Linked DNA regions of Homo sapiens: regions 2, 3, 4 and 5 are each linked to region 1. The links are chromatin loops, found by intact Hi-C in ENCODE. Cell type or tissue: CD4-positive, alpha-beta T cell. All regions are shown on one strand. Region 1 has its middle 26 kb from the start of APOH. Region 2 overlaps PRKCA (protein kinase C alpha). Region 3 overlaps PRKCA (protein kinase C alpha). Region 4 overlaps PRKCA (protein kinase C alpha). Region 5 overlaps PRKCA (protein kinase C alpha).

What was found. Hi-C counts contacts between places; a loop is a spot of excess contacts. Peaks named below come from ENCODE experiments on the same cell type or tissue, not always from the same donor. Only the 100,000 strongest peaks of a DNase experiment are listed, where the experiment ranks them.
Region 2: it touches region 1 in a loop (21-fold over the local background); 56 of 110 quality-filtered maps call a loop at or near these places.
Region 3: it touches region 1 in a loop (2.4-fold over the local background); 3 of 110 quality-filtered maps call a loop at or near these places.
Region 4: it touches region 1 in a loop (10-fold over the local background); 20 of 110 quality-filtered maps call a loop at or near these places.
Region 5: it touches region 1 in a loop (14-fold over the local background); 84 of 110 quality-filtered maps call a loop at or near these places.

Annotation. Positions count from the first base shown.
Region 1 is chr17:66,252,735-66,257,734 of GRCh38, forward strand. No RefSeq gene overlaps it. Among named protein-coding and RNA genes, the nearest start is that of APOH, 26 kb to the left of the region's middle. In CD4-positive, alpha-beta T cell, CTCF peaks have their summits at 2,464 (motif pointing right) and 2,663; DNase peaks (open chromatin) are centred at 2,507 and 3,107; H3K27ac peaks cover 790 bases.
Region 2 is chr17:66,623,527-66,628,526 of GRCh38, forward strand. The region is part of intron 3 of PRKCA (protein kinase C alpha); the gene reads left to right. Among named protein-coding and RNA genes, the nearest start is that of MIR634, 160 kb to the right of the region's middle. In CD4-positive, alpha-beta T cell, no CTCF peak of the experiment used is centred here; no DNase peak of the experiment used is centred here.
Region 3 is chr17:66,328,612-66,333,611 of GRCh38, forward strand. All of the region lies in intron 2 of PRKCA (protein kinase C alpha), which reads left to right. Among named protein-coding and RNA genes, the nearest start is that of PRKCA, 28 kb to the left of the region's middle. In CD4-positive, alpha-beta T cell, no CTCF peak of the experiment used is centred here; a DNase peak (open chromatin) is centred at 2,700; H3K4me3 peaks cover 1,417 bases; H3K27ac peaks cover 2,152 bases.
Region 4 is chr17:66,423,790-66,428,789 of GRCh38, forward strand. The region is part of intron 2 of PRKCA (protein kinase C alpha); the gene reads left to right. Among named protein-coding and RNA genes, the nearest start is that of PRKCA-AS1, 9.4 kb to the left of the region's middle. In CD4-positive, alpha-beta T cell, a CTCF peak has its summit at 2,814 (motif pointing left); a DNase peak (open chromatin) is centred at 2,762.
Region 5 is chr17:66,671,395-66,676,394 of GRCh38, forward strand. All of the region lies in intron 5 of PRKCA (protein kinase C alpha), which reads left to right. Among named protein-coding and RNA genes, the nearest start is that of MIR634, 110 kb to the right of the region's middle. RefSeq lists an enhancer at 4,801-5,000. In CD4-positive, alpha-beta T cell, a CTCF peak has its summit at 2,634; a DNase peak (open chromatin) is centred at 2,417; H3K27ac peaks cover 2,261 bases.

The DNA.
Region 1 (5,000 bases):
ATAGTGAGAGAGAAGTTACCTTCTCACTGGTGATCACCTTGGTTCTTGCCCTCAAAGTCAATCACGGTTGCCACTCTTTTTTTTTTTTTTTTGAGACGGAGTCTCGCTCTGTCACCCAGGCTGGAGTGCAGTGGCACAATCTCGGCTCACTGCAAGCTCCGCCTCCTGGGTTCACGCCATTCTCCGGCCTCAGCCTCCCGAGTAGCTGGGACTACAGGCACCCGCCACCACGCCTGGCTAATTTTTTTGTATTTTTAGTAGAGAGGGGTTTCACCTTGTTAGCCAGGATGGTCTCGATCTCCTGACCTCATGATCCGCCCACCTCAGCCTCCCAAAGTGCTGGGATGACAGGTGTGAGCCACCACACCCGGCCAACCACTTTCTTGAGTATCCTTGGTAAACCAAAAAGTATCTGAGTCAAATCTCAACAAATTTAGAAAGTTTATTTTTGCCAAGGTTAAGGATGCAACTGACACAGCCTCAGAGGTCCTGATGACATGTGCCCAAGGTGGTCAGCAGGGGATGGGGTTGGGGGTGCAGCTTGCTTTTATACATTTTAGGGAGACACAATACATCAATCAATACATGTAAGATTAACATTGGTTTGATCTGGAAGGGTGGGACAAGTTGAAGCAGTGGCAGATTAGGGGGTGCTTCCAGGTCATAGGTAGATTTAATTATACTGTGATTAAGATAAGGGATTGTGAAGCCGGGCATGATGGCTCGTGCCTGTAATCCCAACACCTTGGGAGGCCGAGGCAGGTGGATCACCTGAGATCAGGAGTTCAAGACCAACATGGCCAACATGGCAAAACCCTGTCTCTACTAAAAGATACAAAAATTAGCCAGGCATGGTGATGGGCGCCTGTAATCCCAGCTACTTCAGAGGCTGAGGCAGCAGAATCGCTTGAACCCAGGAGGCGGAGGTTGCAGTAAGCCGAGATTGCGCCACTACACTCCAGCCTGGGTGACAGAGCAAGATTACGTCTCAAAAAGAAAAAAAAGATAAAGGGTTGTGGAGACCAAAGTTTTATCCTGCAGATGAAGCCTCCAAGTAGCAGTAACAGGCTTCAGTGAGACTAGATTGTAAATGTTTCATATCAGACTTAAAAGTCTGCATTGATGTTAATGCTGGAGGGGTATAATGAGGCATATCTGACCCCCACTTCCCCATCATGGCCTGAACAAGTCTTTCAGGCTAAATTTTAGGTGTCCTGGCCAAGGAGGAAGTCCATTCCTATGGTTGTGGGGAGGCCTTCAAAATTTTATTTTTGATTAAACCTTCTAGAAATATCCTATGCATTATGAACATTTTTATACAAATTTCAGCATATTACACATGTTGTTACTTTTTTTCTCTCTCTCTCTTTGAGATAGTCTTGCTCTGTTGCCGAGGCTGGAGTGCAGTGGCATGATCTTGACTCACTGAAACCTCTGCCTCCTGGGTTCAAGTGATTCTCCTGCATCAACCTCCAGGGTAGTTGAGACTACAGGCGCATGCACCATGACTGGCTAATTTTTGTATTTCTGGTGGAGACGGGGTTTTGCCATGTTGGTGCCAAGCCGGTCTCGAACTCCTGACCTCAGATTATTCGCCCCCCTTGGCCTCCCAAAGTGCTGGAACTACAGGTGTGAGCCACCACACCCTACCGATACACATTGTTCTTGATCATGTTTATTTCACTTAACAATGTTTTGGTGCCAGGTGTGGTGGCTCATGCCTGTAATCCCAGCACTTTGGGAGGCTGAGGCGGGCAGATCACCTGAAGTCAGGAGTTCGAGACCAGCCTAGCCAACATGGCGAAACTCTGTCTCTACCAAAAATACAAAAATTACCCGGGTGTGGTGGCATGCATCTGTAGTCCCAGCTACTTGGGAGGCTGAGCCAGGAGAATCACTTGAACCAGGGTGGCGGAGGATGCAGTGAGCCAAGATCACACCAGTGCACTCCAGCCTGGGTGACAGAGTGAGACTCTATCTAAAACAAAACAAAACAAAACAAAACAAAATATATATATATACACATATATATGTGTGTGTGTGTGTGTGTGTGTGTGTGTGTGTGTGTGTCTTGGTGATCATTTCATATCTGTAAATATAGATTTGACTTTTTTTTCAAACAACAACATGCTATACTATATCCATTGTAGGAATATGTCACAATTTATTTAACTGGTACCCTACTCATGGATGTTTAGCTTGTTTCCAATCTTCTGCTATTACCAACAGTACTGCTAGGAATATTTTTATATACATTTCTTTGTGCACATGTATAAATATATCCAAAAGATGAATTCATAAAAGTGAAATTGGTACTCCAAGGGTATGTATATTTTTCTTCTTAATATATATTCTCAAATTATCTCCTATTGGAATTTGGCAGAGATTCTGGAATTGCTTTTCATCGAGGTTGTAACACCCACCACCAACATAGGCAACACTGGCTATTTATCTCATAATGCCTCTGTGGATGTTTCCTTCAAAGAACACCAGATGGCAGAACAGACCCTAATACGTTTGCCTTGGGTAACAGGGAACTTCCGGACTTGAAGCCTCATTTTGGTTATGTAGACTGAACAAATAAAGTTGTAGAACCAGTTGTACATTAATAAATCTCTATAGATAGAAATGTATCAATTCCTCAGTAATATCATCAGTAATAGCAGATGGTAGCCTTTGCCTTTTTTCCTGTCTACCTGAAAAAAACACTAAAAAGATCCTCATCTTTCGCTCTGTAATTCTTCCCCATTACACAAACATTACTTTTTCTCCAGCTGAATAATATAGAGAACGTGCGTTAGCAATAATAATTCATGGAGTTTCATTTATGTGTGAAAGTGACTTATTTAGTTCATGTTGTTACAACAAGGAAATGTATGAGCATATGTATGTCACATAAGAATATGTCTTTAAGCAAATAGAAATGAATAATTAAAGTTGATGCCTTTACTATAAGGCTTTCATTTGTCAGAACACCAGCAAACCAATTTCACAGCAGGAAAACATTTTTTTTTTCTTTCCTGGAGAGTATGTCATCTGAGCAGAACAAATTCAATTAGCGTTGTACCTGCTTTGCAACTTATGAGAATGCTTTTATGCCTCTGGGTAGCTGCTCTCAACCCACAGCCCACAGCCCACATATACCCAATAGAGAAGGTACTCATGAACTTGTATATGCTCTTCCGTAAAACTCTTTTCAGTCTTCAGGATGTAGTACTTTTTAAATTAATCCTTCATTGCCCCAGAAGATAAACCGGTGGGAAGTTAATGAAATTGGCGTCCTAAGCTACCTGCTCAGGATCAAAATTTGCTACCTACTACAGATCTTATTATTGTCCTTCTTGAGAAATGACAGATGTCTTATTTTAAAGGTTCTAAGATAAGATGTACATAATTTTAGGGGCAGTATCATCTAGTCGCTGTAGTTCCTTGGAACACTACAAGTCCTTAAGCTAAACAGGAAGAGACTCTGCCACAAAGAAGGCAACATTGAGATTAATGAAGATTTATTGGCTAGGCGCGGTGGCTCACGCCTGTAATCCCAGCATTTTTGGAGGCCAAGGTGTGTGGATCACTTGAGACCAGGAGTTTGAGACCAGCCTGGCCAACGTGACTTAATCCCGTCTCTACTAAAAACACACACAAAATTAGCCGGGCATGGTGGCAGGCACCTGTAATCCCAGCTACTCCGGAGGCTGAGGCAGGAGGATTGCTTGAACCTGGGAGGCAGTGGTTGCAGTGAACCAAGATCATGCCACTTCACTCCAGCCTGAGTGACAAAGCGAGACTCCATCTAAAAAAAAAAAGAAAAAGAAAAAAAAAAGATTTATTAAGTACTAGATCTTTCCCAACTGCCATATCACGTTACAACATTTTATCAGGCAAAAGTTATCGTGCCCCTGTTTCAGATTAGGAAACTGTGGCTCAGAAAAGTTAAATAACTTGCCCAAATTAACACAACTGCCAAGGGGCCAAGCAGGAATTTGGATGCAAGTATATCTACCTCCTAGACTGATGGTTCTCGATGTATGGCCCCCAGACCAGCAGCATCACCATCACTAGTATAACCTGGAAATTTTTTATGAAACATTTTTCAGGACCCAACCTGCTCCTCCTAAAGTAGACATTCTGGGGTTGTGGCCCAGCAATCTATATCTATCTATCTATCTATCTATCTATCTATCTATCTATCTATCTATATCTATATATAGATATAGATATAGATATATTTTTTGAGATGGAGTCTTGCTCTGTCACCAGGCTGGAGTGCAGTGACTCGATCTCGGCTCACTGCAACCTCTGCCTGCTGGGTTCAAGAGATTCTCCTGCCTCAGCCTCCCAAGTAGCTGGGACTACAGGCATGCGCCACCATGCCCAGCTAATTTTTGTATTTTTAGTAGCGACGGGGTTTCACCATGTTGGCCAGGATGGTCTCGATCTCTTGAGCTCGTGATCCGCCAGCCTCGGCCTCCCAAAGTGCTGGGATTACAGGCATGAGCCACCACACCCAGCTCAGCAATCTATATTTTAACAAGTCCTCTAGGAGATTCTGATGCAAGTTCAAGTTTGAGAACTATTGTCCTAGACACATTCTGCCACAATATCCTGATACATGGGAGGGATGCATGAGAGAGGAAACTAGTGTTCCTCGAGTCACCATCACGAGCCAAACACTGTCATGAGTGTTTTACATCCTATTCCCTTTAATCCTCACAATAGCCATGCAAGTTAGGTGTTCTGTTTTGTTTTGTTTATTATTTATTTATTTATTTATCTAGAGACAGAGTCTCACTCTGTCACCCAGGCTGGAGTATAGTGGTGTGATCTTGGCTCACCACAACTTCTGCCTCCCGGGTTTAAGCGATTGTTGTGTCTCAGCCTCCCCAGTAGCTGGGATTACAGATGTGCACCACCACGTCTGTCATGTTTGTATTTTTAGTAGAGATGGGGGTTTCGCCTAGTTGGCCAGGCTGGTCTCGAACTCCTGGCCTCAGGTGATC
Region 2 (5,000 bases), 370 kb after region 1:
TTGGGAGGGAATGCAGGATTCATTCGTTTGACAGATGTTCACAAAGAACCTGCTTGATGCAGTGGCCCTCTTTTGGGTGCTGGAAGCTCAACCATGAGCAAGGCAGATCAGGTCCCTGCTACGTGTAGAATTTACATTTTAAAGAAAAAGTTGAATTTAAACAAAAATGGAATAAGAAAGATAAAGCTAAATAAGAAATAAGATAACAGAACAAAAGCTCTGGAGGGCCCCTTTAACCGAGAGAGTCAAGGAAAACCTGGAGGAGTAGGAGGCAGGCACAGTTGAGTTGAGCCCTGAATGACAAGTGAGGCATCCTCCTGAAGAGCTGGGGTGCCTGGCTCCAGGCTGATGGACAGCAAGTGCAAAGGCCCTGAGGCAAGGAAATGTTTAAAACCTATGCTGAGAAGAGGTGAAGAGAGGGGAGAGAGGGACTTTCCTGACCAGGGCAGGGAGTAGGGGGCTGTACCCAAAGACACTGAGGAAAACTTGTAGGGTGTCATCAAGTTGACAGAGAGTCCTGTGGTGGGAAAAGAGACTGAACAATTACATTGGGTCAAATGGTAGCCGGACTAAGTAGGCACTGGGGAGTGACTAGAGGTTTTTGAGCAAAGGAGTGATGCATGCCAGTCAGTGAATCCTGAAGAGTTAATCTGACTGGGGTAGAGTGTGGCATGGGGAAGGAAGCCACCGAGAGGCTAGATATGGGGCTGTAAGGCCTGGCTTAGTCTGGTAAAGTGGGGTTAGCATGAAAGGGCCAGTTCAAGAGACATTGCCAGCCACATGGACAGTTTCATCTTGGCCAGTTATCTCCAGACTCTGAAACTCTCTCTCAGTCTGTTTCTACTATTGTAGTACTTTGGGGAAGGAGTAGGGAGAAAAAGATCATAGACTTGAACAAATCAGGTGCCACTGGGCAGAGGGTTCTAAATTTGCACTCTCCAACACAGTAGCCACTAGTCACCTGTGGTGATTTAAATTTAAATGAATTATTTGGCCAGGCGTGGTGGCTCACACTTGTAATCCCAGCACTTTGGGAGGCCAAGGTGGGTGGATCACTTGAGGTCAAGAGTTTGAGACCAGCGTGGCCAACGTGGTGAAACCCCCTCTCTACTAAAAATACAAAAAATTAGCCAGGTGTGGTGGCAGGTGCCTGTAATCCCAGCTACTCTGGAGACTGAGGGAGGAGAATCTCTTGAACCCAGGAGGCGGAGGTTGCAGTGAGCCAAGATTGTGCCTAGGTGACAGAGTGAGACTCCATCTCAAATAAATAAATAAATAAATAAATAAATAAATAAATAAAAAGAATTATTTGCAAATAATTGCATCATTAGAAAAAAATTATAAATGAATTAAAAGAAATTTAAAGAATTCATTAGGAGTCACCACATTTCAAAGGCTCAGTAGTCATAGAAAGCTAATGGTTACTATATTGAAGAGTGTGGATAAAATACTTCCCTCATTGCAGAAGATTCTGTTGGACAGCATTGGGCTGGATCACGAATTTTCTGATGAACAAACCCTTCATCTTTCTATAGATCACAAGAAAGTCTCCCATGGTGTTTTATATCACGAACTACTTTGCTGTGGAAACTTCTGTTTGTACAGAACGTTTCCTCTTACGGATACCAATTAAGTTCTTTATGATATTACATTGGTTTGGCTGTCAAATGTTGTGTGCTTAACAAAGAATGATAGAAAAATCACTTTCCAGAACAGAATGTTTGAATTGCATGTAGCATAGAAACTGAGTAAAAATTTCAGCCTGATTTAACATCTTTGGAGTAGACTTCTTAAAGGAGAGGGATATGAACACTGTAAAACACAAATTCATCAGAAGTGCAATGACAACAGGGTTCCTCTCTACTCTGCTGGTGACAAACTTTAAAACTCTATTGACTTGTATCTCTTGATGTCATTCTATTCCCCTCTAGTGGAATTAAAAGGTATCTGTCTTTCTACTCCAGCTTGGACACATTCGCAGTAGTAGGAATAGAAATCTAGAGATAATGAAGATAGAAGATAGCATTATCACTTATTTTCATATCATGATAGGCTGCTGCTTTACATTTTACCCTTTTTCCTGTCCTCAGGGGAAAATAGCCTTCTGTTCTCTGTCTATTTGAGCTACTTGGAGAAAAAAAGTTTAGGTATCTATCCTATGTATCACTATTTATCCTCATACCAGAAGAAGCCTTATTGCCCAATATGTTACTAGGATGTGCCATTGGTTCAGCGTCTAGCACAGGGTCAGGCCCGTTAATTGAGTTAGAGGCATGGGTTGAGGTCCCGATTTTACCACTTAACTATCCATGGCTTCAAATTCAATCATTTACTTTCCTGAACCTCCGTCTCTTCATCTTTAAACTGGAGACTCTCCTTTGACTCTCCATGGTCGTATCACAAGATAAAAGGAAATAATGAAACCTCATTGAAAGTTAAGGTGGACTCTGCACATTTATGTGGCCTCATTCCCCACCACCACCACTCTGCCCCCAGCAGCATCCTTTTAGGAAAGATGGATAAACAGGTAAACTAGAAATATGTTTCCGAACTCTCTGCGTACAGGTGAAGCATGGTGGGGCTGGGGCTACCTTTAAGTTGGTTGCAAGAGCCCAAAGGCTACCATTTGGTTTGGTTATATTTCCTTTTTTCTTTTGTCTTCCTCTTTTTCTTTTCTTTTTTTTTTTTGAGACAGAGTCTCACTCTGTCATCCAGCAGTGGCATGATCTTGGCTAACTGGAACCTCTGCCTCCCAGGCTCAAGCAATCTTCCCACCTCAGCCTCCCAAGTAGCTGGGACCATAGGTGCACACCACCATGCCCAGCTAGTTTTTGTATTTTTTTTTTTTTTTTTGAGACAGAGTCTCACTCTGCCACCCAGGCTGGAGTGTAGTGGCGCAGTCTTGACTCACTGCAACCTCCGCCTCCTGGGTTCATGCCATTCTCCTGCCTCAGCCTCCCGAGTAGCTGGGACTACAGGCACCCACCACCAAGCCCGGCTAATTTTTTTTTTTTTTTGTATTTTTAGTGGAGACGGGGTTTCACCATGTTAGCCAGGCTGGTCTCGATCTGCTGACCTCGTGATCCGCCTGCCTTGGCCTCCCAAAGTGCTGGGATTACAGGCGTGAGCCATCACGCCCAGCCTAGTTTTTGTATTTTTGGTAGAGACAGGGTTTTTGCCATGTTGGCCAGGCTGGTCTCAAACTCCTGGATTCAAGTAATCCACCTGTCTGGGCCTCCCAAAATTCTGGGATTACAGGCATGAGCCATCGCGCCCTGCCATTTTTTCTTTTAAATGTTGAGTTATTCTAAGTTTAAAGTGGCTAATAGGAGAAACAATAATTTGGAACATTAGCAGTTACAGTATTTCTCTAGTCTCAAAAAGAGCATTCTCACTAGAAGTATCCACAGAAATGCACTTAAATGCCACATCCCTCCCTCTCCCCTTTATTCCAGCCACCATGTCATAACCTCCCTCTGCAGAGCAGAGAATTAAGCTCTAAAGACTAGACATTTGTTGTGGCAAACAGTGCTGAATTTCTGCCTTTATTTTAACACAACTGTCTGCTACATGTAGAAATATTAGCATATTTGCAGAGATATTTTCATTAGGTATTTGTTTTGCTTTAAAAAACAACCCAGAAAGGTGAATTTCAAATGTGCACAGTAGGTTTCTGCCATCCTAAAGGCAAACTTCAAAATTTTTTAACAGCTAAGCAAACCATGCCAGTGGGTTAAGATGTAGGATTGGAAGTCTCTGATGCTGTCCTGGGGCGTGGGGGTTGGGGGGAATGTATCAATGAGTACTATTTTGGTCATTATTCTTCAGGTTGAGTTCTGGGAGGCATTGCTTAGGACACATTTAACGCCACAAGGGAAAGTGCATTAGTGTTGCCTTCTGTTGTTTAAAGAAAAGGAGGGAGAGAGGGAGGAAGGAATACATGCATATGATACTTTTGCATGCTCTGTGACCACCAGCACACAAACAAATGCAGAGATGCTGAGAAGTGCAAAGTGAGACGTGGAAGGGCAGGTGCTAACAGACAATGCAGCTATACTTGTGATGGTGCTTTTCACGAGTGAAGACCAAGGTGTAAGTGTCTTTTACCCAGTCACAGCTATAAAACCGAATCCAGTGGATCAACTAAAACTAAGTGCCAAAGAGGCCAATAGCAGTCTAGAACTACGTGTGAGTGTGTGAGTGTTTCTTCTGGCAGGTTCTCCTGTTTTACGGCTTCCTACCAGCCATCCTTAACTAACGCATGGTTGGAAATTCAGTATCCCCCCCCAAAAAATTGAACCTTCATAGTTTCCCAATTCCTGGTTTTAGAAAAGGAATGAAGGGGTATCAATTAGAGATCAAGTGCATCTTTGAGGAGAGAATGGCTTGCTACAATCGAAGAGAAGAAAACCTCAGCTATCAATTTGTGGAGGCTTTGAGCAGTCACTGAGCAGATGGGGTTGATGGGGGTACCTAACTCATGCACGGCCAAATGCCCAAGCCTAACAAAAACGGAGAAAAACCAAGGATTAACATATCACTTTTTAGCTAAGATGTAAAACTGGTTACTGGCAAGCTTATTCCAGCAGGCTCAGCAAGCGTCCAGCACAACCACAAGCAGCTTGATCAAAAACAGACCTCTGCCTCTCGGTGGATAGCTTTTGCTTTTAATATTTTATGTTCACCTCTTTGGCTCAAGATTTCCACTTCTGGCTTTTATCCTTGGGAACTGATAAGACACTTGCACAGTGTGTGCTTATAGATGCTCATGGTAGTGTTATTCATAACAGTGAAAAACAAAATCACCTGAATGTTTAGGAATTGGGGGTTGATTAAATCCATCATAGTGTGAATGTATGATGAAATATCATACAGTAAGATGTGACACTGATTTATATTTAATGACATGGAAAAATGTTTAACATAAACTGTTAGATTTTTTAAAAAGCTACCTATCAGCCTCTCTCTCTTTTTTTCTCTCTCATCTTTCTTGAATGAAA
Region 3 (5,000 bases), 76 kb after region 1:
ACATGGGGAAACCCTGTCTCTACTAAAAATACGAAAATTAGCCAGGCATGGTGGCACGTGCCTGTAATCCCAGCTACTTGGCAGGATGAGGCAGGAGAATCTTTTGAATCTGGGAGGCGGAGGTTGCAATGAGCTGAGATGGTGCCACTGCACTCTAGCCTGGGTGACAGAGCCGGACTCCGTCTCAAAACAAACAAACGAAAACTGAAGGCAGATCTCATTTGCTGGAGTGTTTTGAATGAGGATTATTATGGTGAGAAGAGGCTGGAGAGGTAGGCAGGAGCCACCTTGCAGGTCTTAGTCCATTTAATCCGTGTTAAAAATTCAGTGCTTTAGCCCAAGAACCATGGCAGTCTTTCAAAGGGCTTTAAGCAAGGAGGTGGCCTGATTAGTGTCTCCTTGTGTAGGAGGATCATGCCTACTGTTATGTGAAGAACTAACTAGAAGTGGGCAAGAATGGATGGGGCAGCCTGTTGGGAGGTCTTTCCTCATTCTGGTGAGAGACTTGGTTCCAGAAACCAGAGATGTGGTGGAGGACAAACGTTTGCAAATCCAGGATCCTTTTTAGGAGGAGAGATCAGCTGGACATGATTTGGAGGTAGAAGGGAGAGGAGGGTATCAAAGGTCAGAGGACTGTGGTGCCATTCACTATTACGTAGCATGCTAGAGGAAGACCAGGTTTCGGGGAAGACCATGTGGTTTTAAACTTGCTGAATGAGAAGTGCCTTAGAGGTCTCCAAGTGTATGGTACAGGGACTGGGGCAGAGGGTGATGCCGGGAAGGCAGCTGGATTTAGGTGCTGGAGCTGAGAGAGGCAGCCAGGACTGGAGAGTCATCTGCTTACAAGTTAAGTTGAATGAATGGCAAGGATTTGAGTGCCTGGAAGAAGGCACAGAGAGAAAAGATGAGAGGGCTGATGGAATCAGTATAGTTTAGTCATCTACGGAGATGGGAATGAACAAGAGAGGGCAGGGTTTGCCCAGAGAGGCAGGAACAAAACCAGGAGCTGTGGTGTTAGGAAAGCCAAGAGAAGAGAGAATTTTAAGCAGGAGGTCCCTACTGCCATAGGTAGGACAAGGTTTCAAGACAGGAGCTGCTCTGATGGCCTGTGGAGGTTGGAGCTTCATCGTAATGGGCAGAGTAAAGGAAATACCTCTGCAGCCATCTGAGCAGTAATTCCCTGGAGAGTTACCAAGGATTGTTCAGTCAAACACACCCCGTCATTTATCTGGATAGTTCTATTTTTCCATACATTGTCTTTGATCGAAATGTCGATCTTTTTTCAACCAGCCGGGATGAAAATGGTGTGAATCGTGTTCTCTCTCTTTAGAAAGAAACTGATAAAATTGGGTTTTCTTTGTTCTTCCTTTTATTTTCATCCATTCAATACCTAGTCCTCACTGAGCTGGTCTTACTCAACCCATTCCCTCTGCTGGTCTGTTGGGTACTAATAACAGATGGAAACAACTGGGAAGATAAACTATTTTCCTGGATTTTTTTTTTTTTTTTTTTAAACAGAGTTTCACTCTTGTTTCCCAGGCTGGAGTACAGTGGCACGATCTCGGCTCACTGCAACCTCCACTTCCTGCATTCAAGAGATTCTCCTGCCTTAGCCTCCCAACTAGCTGGGATTACAGGTGCCCGCCACCACACCCAGTTAATTTTTTGTAGTTTTAGTAGAGATGGGGTTTCGCCATCTCGGCTAGGTTGGTCTCGAGCTCCTGACCTCAGGTGATCCCCCTGCCTCTGCCTCCCAAAGTGCTGGGATTACAGGCGTGAGCCATCGCACCTGGCCCCTGGAGATAATATTGATATGTGACTCAGGGAGGTACCAAACCCAACTGTTGCCCCCTTTCCTTTATTTACTTATCCAGGATATTTATCTATATCTGTAAAAGGATTTATTATTTTTTAGAATCGTACAGCTGTAATGTCTATTCATCCTGTCAGAAGAGATAAAGCGGATCAGTAGGCAAGCATTTGTTGCTGCTTGAGAGAGATTTTATTAAGCTAAAATATTCCATTAGACTCAACTCCATTTTCAAATATTTTGTTAAGAGGGTCTCAGGATGACTGTAGGAAAAAGGTATTTGGAAGATTGTGTACACTGACAATAACTAGATTACAAAATTTTATAAATTAGTTAAGATGGACTTTAAAATAGCAACAGGAAAAACAATTTTGGACTTGTCTGCGAGTGCGAGTGAAGCTGATAGTAATGAGATTTATGGGTTCTGGCCCTGCAGGGATCCCAGTAGGGATGAATAAAGCACATGCCTGCTAGTACATTCACTGATTCTGCTCTTGGATATATTATTTACTTCTTTCCTCTTTTAGTAAGACTTTCATCTGTATTAGTAATTGTTCTATACTTTTAATCTCTGGAGCAACTCCATAAATTAACAAGGGGTTGTGTCTAAGATGATGCTGATAGCCCTGAAGATGTTTTATTTAGTGCTTTTGGGATGATGTGCAGAGATGGGATGTCAGAAGGAATAATTTGGAATCTTATCTCCCTGCTCCTTGGACTCATGTTATCAGGGGAAGGGAGCTTGGGGATGTGGCTGTCTTAGCTGTGTCCTCTGATGGCCTCATCTCAGTGGTTTGGGTTGAAAGACTGTATCTCGTGCTTCCTGTCCCATCAACCTCTCCCTTCGTCTGTTTTTCTCTTCTGTGTTTAAGTATAAACAGAACCCCTTTGTACCTCTCATCTCTTTATCTTCTGAAGACTCTGATGTGGCTACTATGCTCTCCCATTTGGTTAATGCTACTTTAGGTATTTAGTATCTTTATACTTTTGTTGTGTTAGTTGTGATCAGCAAAGTTCTATGCTGTAGCAACACATTAATCTGCAGATCTCAGTGGCTTAACACTACAGAGGTCCACTTCTCCCTTGCTGTTCATATTCATTGTGAGTCGGTACCGGGACTCTCCTCTGCACAGACTTGTAGGATCTCAGTACCTAGAACCTAAGGCCGGATCTTTCAGGAGCTGGGGAGGAGGGACTGGAGGATCTCTCATGGGCTTTTCATTGCTTCAGCTCAAAAACACTTCCACTCAAAGTCATTGGGCAGAGAAAACCACACAACTTAATTATCTTAAGAGGTGGGGACAGGGGAAGTGGAGCGACCGAGAGAAGGGTTGGAACATACAGACATAAGAATGAGAAAGTCTTACGAGTGTTCTGGTCTCTGCCCCATCTGTATTATCTTTGTTTCTGGGAAGGAAATTTCTGACAGCTGTGTTGCTAGCATAACCTCTTGGTTGGTAAATGCATTGCTGTAGACTTTTCCTTGATGGAAACTTTCTCCAAGACAATATAAACTACGCATTGTCTCTTTCTTGTTAAACCACTTTTTTTTACAGTTTATTTTTTCGTTTGCTGTTGAAGATTTGATCAGTATTTTCCTTTTGAATCCAATGGTAGCAAACCAATTTTTTTTTTTTAGAATATATTAAGGCAAAAGAAAACAACTTTTACCCCATTCATAATAGGATGTATAAAAGTAATACCTCTTGGAATAGACCATGGGAATTCTGGTGATACCTAGGGCATCTTATTTGATAAAATATTTTTTCTTTCTTTCCTTCTTTCTTCCTTCCTTCCTTCCTTCCTTCTTTTTTTTTTTTTTTTTAAACAGAGTCTTACTCTGTTGCCCAGGCTGGAGTGCAGTGGCACGATCTCAGCTCACTGCAACCTCTGCCTCCTGGGTTCCAGTGATTCTCCTGCCTCAGCCTCCCAAGTAGCTGAGATTACAGGCATGTACCACCATGGCCAGCTAATTTTTGTATTTTTAGTAGAGACAGGGTTTCCCCATGTTGGCCAGGGTGGTCTTGAACTCCTGACGTCAGGTGATCCCCCTGCGTCAGCCTCCCAAAGTGCTAGGGTTACAGGTGTGAGCCATTGCACCTGACTGAAAGTATTTTCAAAGCCTCTGCTATGGAGTATAGTGTGAGATGTGGAGAAGCTGCAGAGGGAGGGGCACGTTAGCATCTAAAGACTCTGTTGACCATCATCCACATTAGGTCCATTCTACCATTTTCTATGAAGTCTAAAATAGGTTCCTGATTATTTTGTTTTTAATTTTTTTTTTTTTTGAGATGGAGTCTCGCTCTGTCACCCAGGCTGGAGTGCAGTGGCATGATCTCGGCTCACTGCAAGCTCCACCTCCCAGGTTCACGCCATTCTCCTGCCTCAGCCTCCTGAGTAGCTGGGACTACAGGTGCCCGCCACCACGCCTGGCTAATTTTTTGTATTTTTAGTAGAGACGGGGTTTCACCATGTTAGCCAGGATGGTCTCAATCTCCTGACCTTGTGATCCACCCGCCTTGGCCTCCCGAAGTGCTGGGATTACAGGCGTAAGCCAACGTGCCTGGCCGGTTCCTGATATTTTTAAGGGATTTGTTTGTGATTTAAGAATCTGGCTATTTTATAGGACGCTTAAGTGTTCTTTGTTTAAATAAAATTAAAACTTCAAATTTTCCTTTACAACCATTTGACCAGTTACCTCTGTTTCATCTGCCATACATGGAAATAGCTTTCCCAGAGAAACTGACATGAAGGCATGCAGTCTACTACATCAATGACATCTACATTACAAATAATTTAAAAATAGTATATGAAGCAGAGACTGGGTTTACCTATTAGAAAATCTAACAAACTATAGCAAATAAGCATAATTTTTAAGGAAAACAGATCCCTCTAAATGGTGCAAATTTTATATTAATGAAAGAACTCAATCTTTAACTCATATTCTTGTTATAGCATGAATGATCAAGCTGTTTTCTGATAAATAGTTCAAGGATAAAGTGGTCTAATTTGAATAATGGGACTTTATTAGGGGCATCTGCATTAACGTGATTTGAAGCACATGTTTGTATGCTCACTCAGTTGCCTTTTATATAATTACATTCTTTATCAGTTGTTGGTAAAGGTTCACTTCATTTTAACTAGTTTTCAAGTTCTGTCAGGGGAGAGAACCTCTTATTCCCCATGCCCT
Region 4 (5,000 bases), 170 kb after region 1:
GGGAGCGCTTCCCTGGAGCCGAATGTGTTTAAGAATTCAATCTTTTAAGTGCCGGTGATGTCAGTTTGGAGACAGCAGTATGTGGCTCCATTCCACCGTGAATCCTTTGCTAGCTGCAGTGTACTTTAGCTAATAGAATCAAGTGCTTGTCTTCAAGTTTTTTAAGAGCATAAAAACCCTGTTTATTAAAACAATTCTCTTTGGCACTTTGCAGCATTATGATAATGCTGTCTTAGCAGAAGTGTAGAGAGCTGTGAACTCCTAGGGGGAGGCTCTGGAGGAGGACCATTCTTTCCCATTGTATTTCTTCGGGACAAGCATCATTTCTTTCCTTAGTCAAAGGCTTTGTCTCAGCTTGCACTTCACGTTTTGAATATCTTTCTGGAGAAAAGCAACAGCAAGTATTCTGGATATTACGCATGATGATGGTTTTCTTTGATGCCTATCTAATATAAACTCCCATTCTCCTGGAACCTCACATATTTTAAAAAATATTACTTGAGGCTGGGCCCGGTGGCTCACGCCTGTAATCCCAGCACTTTGGGAGGCCGAGGCTGGTGGATCACTTGAGGCCAGGAGTTCAAGACCAGCCTGGGCAACATGTTGAAACTCTACTAAAAATAAAAAAATCAGCCAGGCATGATGGCGGCATCTGTAATCCCAGCTACTTGGGAGGCTGAGGCATGAGAATTGCTTGAACCCAGGAGGCAGAGATTGCACTGACCTGAGATGGCACCACTGCACTATAGCCGAGGCAGCAGAGCACGACCCTGTCTCAAACACACACACACACACACACACACACACACATCTTTGAAGTAAGTTACTGATAGGGATGGAAGTCTTCCAAATCTGGAAAAATCAATGTATGAAAGATCCATAAATATTCTGAATTTGTCTTAATGTGTCTATGCACAATGTAAGGAATGCATTGATAGGTTTCTGTGCTGTTCCCCCCACCCCCACCGCCTTTTTTTTGTGACAGAGTCTTGCTGTGACACCCAGGCTGGAATGCAGTGGCATGATCTGGGCTCATTGCAGCCTCAACCACCCGGGCTCAAGCGATTCTCCCGCCTCAGCCTCCCGAGTAGCTGGGACTACAGTCCTGCACCACCGTGCCTGGCTAATTTTTTTTTGTGTGTGTATTTTTTTAGTAGAGATGGGGTTTTACTGTGTTGCCCAGGCTGGTCTCGAACTCCTGGGCTCCAGCGATCCACCCTCCTTGGCCTCCCAATGTGTTGGGATTACAGGCATGATCCACCGTGCCCAGCCTGTATACTGTTGCTATATAGAAGAGTCTAGTAAAGTCTGGCTCATATTTGAACATTCAAGAAATAGTCGTTGGTCCTGTCGCTCCCAGAAGCTGCACAATTTTTGAGTAAACGTAGCCAAAGTTTTCAGAATCACTGAATGCTGCTAGTTCTTTTCTTTTCGTGATTAATTCAGACAGGCCGCATCCCTGCGAGACCCTTCTTCTCCCACCTCCACCAACATCCACAGACCTCTCCCTCCAAGGCTACAACCACCGAGCCCTCTGACAGATTTGATCGCACTGCTCAGGCTTACTGTCCTCACTTTGTTCTGTGTGTGGTTTGGTATTTTTCTGTCCTGCCCACCCAGGCCAGGCCTTCCCCACGGTGCTGTGATAGAGTATTGTTATTTGTTGCTTATTGTCTGGAGAAAATCTCTCAATTCCATATCAAACTGTTGTTTGAGGCCTTTTGTTTTCATTGTCAAATGTGTCGGGTGGCAGTCTCATGAAAAAAATCACATTTGAAGGTATATTCATAATACCTGGTAGGAAGAGAAAAATAATGGTGTTCCTGTGACCTGTTTACCTGATTCTGAAACTAAACAGTGTTGCATGGAAAGCGATTTTAGCGATCTTAGAAAAGAATGTGTTGTGTCTTTTTTTTGGAAACCCAGCGATTCAGTTAGCATATTATTTGTTTGCGTGTATCTTACCCTTTCAAGAACTCTAAGGTATGTGCGACATGGTAACCCCAATGCAAACGGCATTAAATTGTGGAAGCAGGAATGGTGTTAAAAGGATTCTTAGAGGTGGTGCCGGTTAGGAGGAGGAAGGAAGCCGTTGCATGCCAGGTATGGTGTCACCACACATATTTCGTCCTGGTAGTGATCCTGTGAATTACCCTCCGTGACCATGCTTTGTGGTTGAGCACAGTGAGTCCCTGTCTGGGCAAGGGATGATGTAGCAGCAAATGGCCGAGCTGGCTAGGAGTCACACCCAGGCCTCCTTTGTCTACGTTGGATTACTTTTTCTGTGTCTACCAGCATTAGAAAATGAGAAAAGTGTCATTATTTGCAGGAACATAGGGCATTTCAGGTTAGGAAGGAAGCAAGAGTGAAAGTCTAGGATAGAGGTGAACATGAACCAGGATATTCGGGGAACGATGATCAGACAGTCCAGCTGGAGTGGGGAGTGCTGGTGTAGGGTGGGGAAGGAAAGGTTGGCAAGAAGTCACGCCCTTCTGCCCGACTGAGGAATTGGTTTTCATCATCTATAGGAACTTTTGTAAGTTTTTGAGGAGAAACACTAGTGAGTGACAACTTGGGAGTGGTGTTTGACCATAAAGGTTAGGCAGCCTGTGTTGTGCAAAGTGATTATACAGGAGCAAGATTTCAGGTTGTGTCAATGGTCCAGGGAGGCGGAGTAAACAGACAGGAAGACAGGAAGGAGTAAGTGAAACGTTAAAAGATTTGGGTGGTTGCAGAGGGGAGGTGGTTTGAGGAGGAAGATTATTGTAGCACCATCTGCTGGCACCAGTACTATCTACACCAGAGCCATTCCTCTTCCTGTGCTGCAAGAACCCCCGTTTTGTTCAACTGTCCAACCCTTGCCCTTGTAACTTGGGTAAATCCTGACTGCTTTGAGACAGTCGTGGGAATACCCTTCAAGGGTGGGCATGTGATTCCTGTTAGTGAGCAGGTAACTTCTGAGAAAGGTTTCTTTACCCTAAAAAGGGACACAAAGAAGAGGTTGTTTCAGCTGCTGCTGGATGTTGCCATGCGTGCATGTATCTCCTGGAGCAGTGGCAGCCATCCTGTGACCATGAGGAAAGCTGGCAGAAGGAAACAGGAACTTCGTAGGTGGTTGAGTGGCTAAATTAATTAACCCTGGGGTTTTCCTGCCTCAGACCTTTTTGTAAGATTATTAACCTTTATTGTTTAAGGCAGGGGTTGGCAAACTATGGTCCATGAGACACCAGCCACTTAAAAAAAAATTTTTTTTTTAATTTTTAAGAGACGAGGTCTTGCTCTGTCTTCCAGGAGCATAGTGGTGCAGTCTTGGCTCACTGCAACCTCCACCTCCCGGGCTCAAGTGATCCTCCCACCTCAGCCTCCTAAGTAGCTGGGACTACAGGTGTGTGCCACCATGTCTGGCTAATTTTTGTATTTCTCGTAGAGACGAGGTTTTGCCATGTTACCCAGGCTGGTTTTGAACTCCTAAGCTCAGGCAATCCACCCGCCTTGGCCTCCCAAAGTGCTGGGATCATAGGCATGCACCACCATGCCTGGCCTCACTTGTTTTTTGTAAATAAAGTTTTATTGGCATGCAGCAATGTCATATTGTCTGTGGCTGCTTTTGCATTGCAGTGGTGGAATTGAGTAGTTATGAAAGAGAGACAGTATGGTTCACAAAGCCTTAAATATTTGCTATCTGGTCTTTTAGAGAAAAAGTTTGTTCACTTCTGGTCTAAGCCATTTTGAGTTAGGTTTTCTGTTTATTTGTAGCCAAAGCCTGTTTAAGATGCTGGCCTTGTTTTGTACCTCTTAACTGGAGATTGTCCTGTAGGCAAGGGCTTTCTAGAGCTGTTGTGCTGTCAGGACTGAAGATGTGCATTTGGGATTCACTTTCATATCACAGAAAGCAGTTAAGAAAGAGTTTCTAAGTATGGGGGGATTTATAACATCAAGTGCAGATTTGTTGCAATTTCAATGTGGTGGTGAAAAGCCAAGATGGCAGGTGCTTAAAAAGGGAATGAGTGGGAAGATCAATTTATTGGCATAAATTAAAAGAAATGTTTCAGATATTTCACCTGAGAACCTAGGATGCATCTTGATGGTCCTAGATTATGAAAGTTAATGTTTAATCTGACTTGCTCCAAACGAGGACAAAGTTAGGCAAAAATGCATCCCATGTAACTTGTTTTTGTGGCCTCTGTGATTCCTCCTCCTGACCTCTGCTGTGCTGGTACTGAGCAAAGACTTAAGGTATATATGAGACCCTCATGTATAATGGTTTGACTGATAGCCCCTTACTTGTATGATTTTTTTCTCATCGTAAATGGTGCTTTTACACAGTAATTGCCCGACTCACGTGATTCACTTCGATTCCACTCTCTGTGGCTGATGTTGCATGAAGGTTGTAGGCACTGCTGTGCCAGAGTCAACAGGGATAAAGAAACCTGATAGATTGATTTGATGGCAGGGATGTGTGATTAGAGAAGGTCGAATCCATAGGCCTTTGCAGGAAGCAGGGATTCCAGCACCGATATCGAGCTGTCTTCAAAATACTAATGAACAGGTGAGATGTCAAAGGAAGACAGCATGAACCAAAGATGATTTATTTGATCACTTCAGGGGGAATAAAACCAGTTGAAATCACATTAGAATTCAAGGGAAACTGCACAAGACATTTCAAGAAAGTTGAAAAAGATAGTCCAGAAAAGTTAAGCTGAAAAATTTTTCTTTCTTTTTTTTTTTTTTTGAGATAGAATCTCGCTCTGTCACCCAGGCTAGAGTGCAGTGGCACAATCTTGGCTCACTGCAACCTTCACCTCCTGGGTTTAAGCAATTCTCCTGCTTCAGCCTCCCGAGAAGCTGGGACTACAGTCATGTATCACCATGCCCAGCTAATTTTTATATTTTTGGTAGAGATGGGTTTTCACTATGTTGCTCAGGCTGGTCTCGAACTCCTGACCTCAAGTGATCCGCCCACTCTGGCCTCCCAAATTGCCGGGATTATAGGTGTGAGC
Region 5 (5,000 bases), 420 kb after region 1:
GTACTGCTTAATCTCTCCAAGCCTCAGCTTTCCTCGTCTATAAAATGTGGATACCAAGTAGGGTTATTGCGGAGGTTAGTTAATATGTCCAAGGTGCTGAGTACCTTATCAGGTACGTACTTGTGGGTACGAATATTGAGGATAAGGTAACAGATTAAACTGCCCACCATTTTCAGATGGGATGTTTTGCTAAAGTTCAGCGATATCCTATGAATGAGACCTACACGTAAAGTAAAATGACCCATAAACACTGAGAAAAAGGATGGGCAGTGATTTATGAGATGAAAGAAAGAAAGCAGTGGAAGTAGAATTGCCCCAAGTCAGGAAACTCTGTGTACCTGGATGGAGAAAGCCGAGTCGGGGGCTTGTACCACTAACATGCATTGGAAATCTAGAACAATTTAAAGTCTAAGCTTGTTGCACAAATTAGCAGAAAGTTGAAGAAGATAAAATACATGGCCCTGAAAACAGAGCGAACATTAACAAACAGAAGCCACACAGACCAATGGGAAAGATAGGGCTTATTCCACTAATAATGTTGAGAAGTTGTCTAAACATTTGGAGGAAAATAAATGAGATCTTCTTTCACACTGTACACCAAAATAAATTTCAAATGGTCTTAAGAGTTAAATATAAGAAAGAAACAAAATAATTAAAACTTAGGTGAATATTAAGCTAATCTCAGAAAGGGCAAGGTTTTTGTAAGCCTAAAAGAAATGGAAAAAATAAAAGGAAATGTTTGACAGATTTAACTACATAATAAGTTAAGCTTCTCTGTTTCTAGAAGAATGGTGACATGTAACACAGTTTGCAGCAACTATGACAAAAGGCTTTTATCATTTATATCTCAACAACTCTTCTAACACAGTAAGAAAACTTGTTACTACCTTCTAGAAAACTTGAATAAGGAGTTAAGTCAGGCAGAAATAAATACAAATGGGCAAATAACCATGGAAAAAAAATTTAACCTCAAAAATAAGAAAGTCAAAATTACAGTGTTATTCTTTACTTTTCTCACCACTTCTTGATATGGTTTTGGTAGGATTGTGGTAAACTTTTAGAGGAGTAATTTGGCAATGTATGCCAAGAATCTTGAATAATTTCCATCCTTTAAGCTACTTCCAAGAATGTATTCTTATTCTTCTTTGCATCAGAAAATCTGTGGCGTTCTTAAACACACAGGGTATGATCAGACTTGCACAGCATAAATAGAACAAGAAAAAAAGTATCAGAAATTTCAATGAATATTTATGCATGAAGATGATCAGTTGCTATGTTATTTGTAAAGGTGAAAAATGATAAACTTTGTAGATGCCCCCAAACAGGGAATTGATTAAATAAATTCTGATTAGCCATAAAATGAGATGTTAGACATTTAAAATGTTTTCAAAGCATACTTTGTTATAAAGGCAGGTTCTAAAACTTTATTCCTAGTGTGATGTGAATTCTATAAAAATAAATATTTCAATGTAGATAGATGTGGAAGATACTGGCCATAAACATGCTAATGTGCCAATGTTGGTTCTCCCATGCAGAAGTATAGTTGTTTTAGTTTTCTTCTTTATATTTTTATGTCTTTAAATTTCTTGTATGATGGGTGCACCCGTTACTCCTATAATAAGAAAAAAATTTTCTTAAATATCTTCCTACGTTGTTTATGCAGAATCGTTTCAGTCTCTCATAACCTGGGAAATATTTCTCTCACAACTAGGTTTCATTTTCTTTTGAAACATCAGAATTATAGAACTTTAATGTAAAATTTTATGTCCCACTAATTGTAAAAGGGAAAGTAATGAAATATTTATGATCTTTTTCCAAGGACTAAACATTGTTGTTTCTCATCTTATACCACAGTCCTCCGAATTCTCTTATGTAAGTTTTGTTCCAGTAGAATTTTGGTTGATGAGTTGCCAACCTGTGTTTTCTGGTACGTGAATGGGACAGAAATTCACTCTTATCACCAAGCAGCCAGCCTCACCAGCAAAATAGAATATTCACTAAATAGGTTCCAAATAAGAAAATGGTTAATGTCCCTCAGTCCAGGTTTGTGTACAGGGCCATATGAAGCTGTGAGGCGATGTCTGATCAGGTGTATTTTTAGTGTATCTCATTATTCTTGCCTTTGTCTCTGGTAATAAGGAAACAAATATCACAAAATTTAGGGGTCATTATTTCTAAACATGAAAGAGATCACATCAGAAATTCTGCAACATTCATAAACACAGACGGTGTCAGCAGACTTGATACAGCATAAATAGAACAAATGCAGTGAACTAGACAGCACCCAGACCCAGTTTGTACACAGAATCTCAGTCTATAATTACCCAGTCAAAAATTGTTCATCGTGGTTGATGACACCTGTGCATTTTATTTCCTGAAATCTAGAGAAGTTCCACGTGATCACTATTTAACCAAGAGCAAAAGTCCCTTTCTGACCCATTTTTCCTGTAAGTGGAGATACATCCTGTGCTCTTTTGTCTTTGTGGGTACAGAGATTCTTTCTTCAAAGCATTTAACATTTTCAAAAAAGTGTGCCACTCCTTTTGGCCTGGCTTTCTTCGCCCGTGAAAAGGCCTGGGTGGTTTTTCCTTGTCCAAGAGTCCCTCCAAATGGACGCTTTATGTACTGCAACCAAGAGCTGAGAAGTTTCCAAGCTTTCCTGTCTGTGTTAGCATTCCGGTCATTCAGCAGGAATCCAATGAGCGCAGATTTTATCTTGTCTGTCCTGTGTTGCCCTGGGGGAGTGATCCCTGGGGATGCGAGGGGGTGTGGCCCTTGCCCTCAAGGTGCTGTCAGTCTGTAGACATGGAACACCTTTGGGCTGGGCTAGGCTGGCAGGAGAGTGGAAGGGCAGAGGAAATGGGTCTTGTGCAAGGCTAAGGGCTGACAGCACTGAGATGGATGGAGGAGTGTCCCCAGCGATGGGGCAGTGTGGACCCAGAAGCACAGAGCAAGGTGGGCACAGAGATACACGTGTTCAGCAGTTACTCAGTTCACGCATGGTGCTGTGCTGGGCAGTAGGGGTTCAAAATAACTAAAAGAGACTAACCTTGTTGGTGTGGAGTGGTTCTTTTGGGTTATATAAATACTAAATGTGATAGGTTGCATGCAGTTAAATATTTAGCATATAGAACCAACCCATCAGAACCAATGCCAGCTCCTAAGTCATACCAGCATCTGCTAGGGGAATGTGGGCCAGAAGACGGAGCGTCACTGACATTTAGATAGAGGTGTTCAAGTAAATGGTAGGAAACAGATTAGAGGCCTGTTTTCCATGTTGGGAGCCTAAAAGATACAGTAACCAAGTGCCACTCAAGCTGTGGTAGAGAATATCTCAGTTCTAACTTGTTAATGGGAGAAGAATATGATTTTGTTGTTGCTTCTGGCCAAATGATTCCAGTGAATCAGTCTGATGAGTGGCAGTGCCTGGGCTGCCACCCACAACCAACTCTCACCTGTCCTGTCGACTCTTCATTGTTCATGCTTGAGAAATCAGTTACCTCCTTATGCCATGGAGGGCCTGACTGCAGTGCACGCCCACCAATGGGAAGTCGTGCCCACACCAGTGGCAAGATATGCCACCACCATCATGGACCAACCACCCAACGCCTCCTATCCAAAGGCAGATCCCAGCAAGCACTTGCTCTCTGTTGCCGGGACTTCTCCCAGCTCCAAAACTGCCTTAGTCTGATCTATTAATATATCTTTTTAACTGGGTGGCTCATAAACAACAGAAGTTTACTTCTCACAGTTATGGAGGCTGGAGACTCCAAGTTCAGGGCACAGGAAGACTCAGTGGCTAGAGAGGGCCCATTTGCCGACAGCCCCACATCCTCACACGGTGGAAGGGCAAACCAGCTCCCTTGGGCTTCTCTTATAAGGGCACTGATCCTCTCCATGGAGGCTCTGCCCTCCTGGCCTAATCACCTCCCAAAGGCCCCTCCTCTTAATGTCATCGCCTTGGGGGTTAGGATTTCAAACACAAATTGGGGGCAGGAGGCACAAACATTCAGACCACAGCACAGAGCTCTTCCCATCCCCAGCCGAAGTAGGAATGACCCAGAGGAAGGCTGCTGTCCCTTTGCACACAGGTTCTGAAAGTGCGTGGAGAGAGGACGATCCCTCGGTCCCTGCAGAACCAGGCTCTTGAAGCATATAGCAGAGGTTCTCTACCCAGGGCCTACCCTAGAATGTCATCAAAACTGCAGTGTTGTATTAAAGGGGTGCATGGCTTAGAGAGAATGGAGAATGCCCAGCCCAGAGGCCCAGAGTGTTTTAGGATGTGCCTGTTACCCAAAGTTAAAATCTGTATGCGTCAGGAGTGACACTTGGGAGCTACACTTCCCAACCCCCTCTCCTGCGGCCACCGGAGCCTGCCTGGGCCCCTTCTCCTGAAACGGCCTTCTCTGCCCACATAATAGCCCCTAGCGATGCCAGTTCTGGTTCCTCCGCGGGGTCCCACGCCAGCTGACCCAGCAGTACCTGTAACGTGTCCCACCCTTGCCAGGGTTTGTGTGCCTGCATGGTTTTAGAGGTTCCAAGTCAGAGCCCCTAAACCCCTTGCCTTATTGCTAGACAGCTTGACCGCCCCCGGAACATCACGTGGGAAGGGCGCTCGGTAAATCCTGTTCTGGAGGCAATCTGTCACTCCACCAGTTTCCCAATCAACATTTGCCGAGGAGTTCTGGCTCCCGGTGCAGAACTGACTTGTGGCGACGTGAGGGAACTGGCAGCTTCTTAGACCCAAGTTCTCCCTCGCAGCATCGTCAGAAGAGGCCCAAAGTAGAGACGCAAACAAACCCTGAGAACAGCGTGTTCTTCCCAGTAACGTGACCGGGAAAATGTGAGCCAGAGGAAACTTGAGAGCTCCGTGGTGCGGCTGAGCTGGTGGGGTGAGGGTTTTTTCCCTTTTTCTATCTGGTCCAGCCCATCGGCCACTTGAGATGCTCCTGAACTGAGTAACCAAGCTGTTCGGAGGGTACTTTCTCAGCAGGACAAGC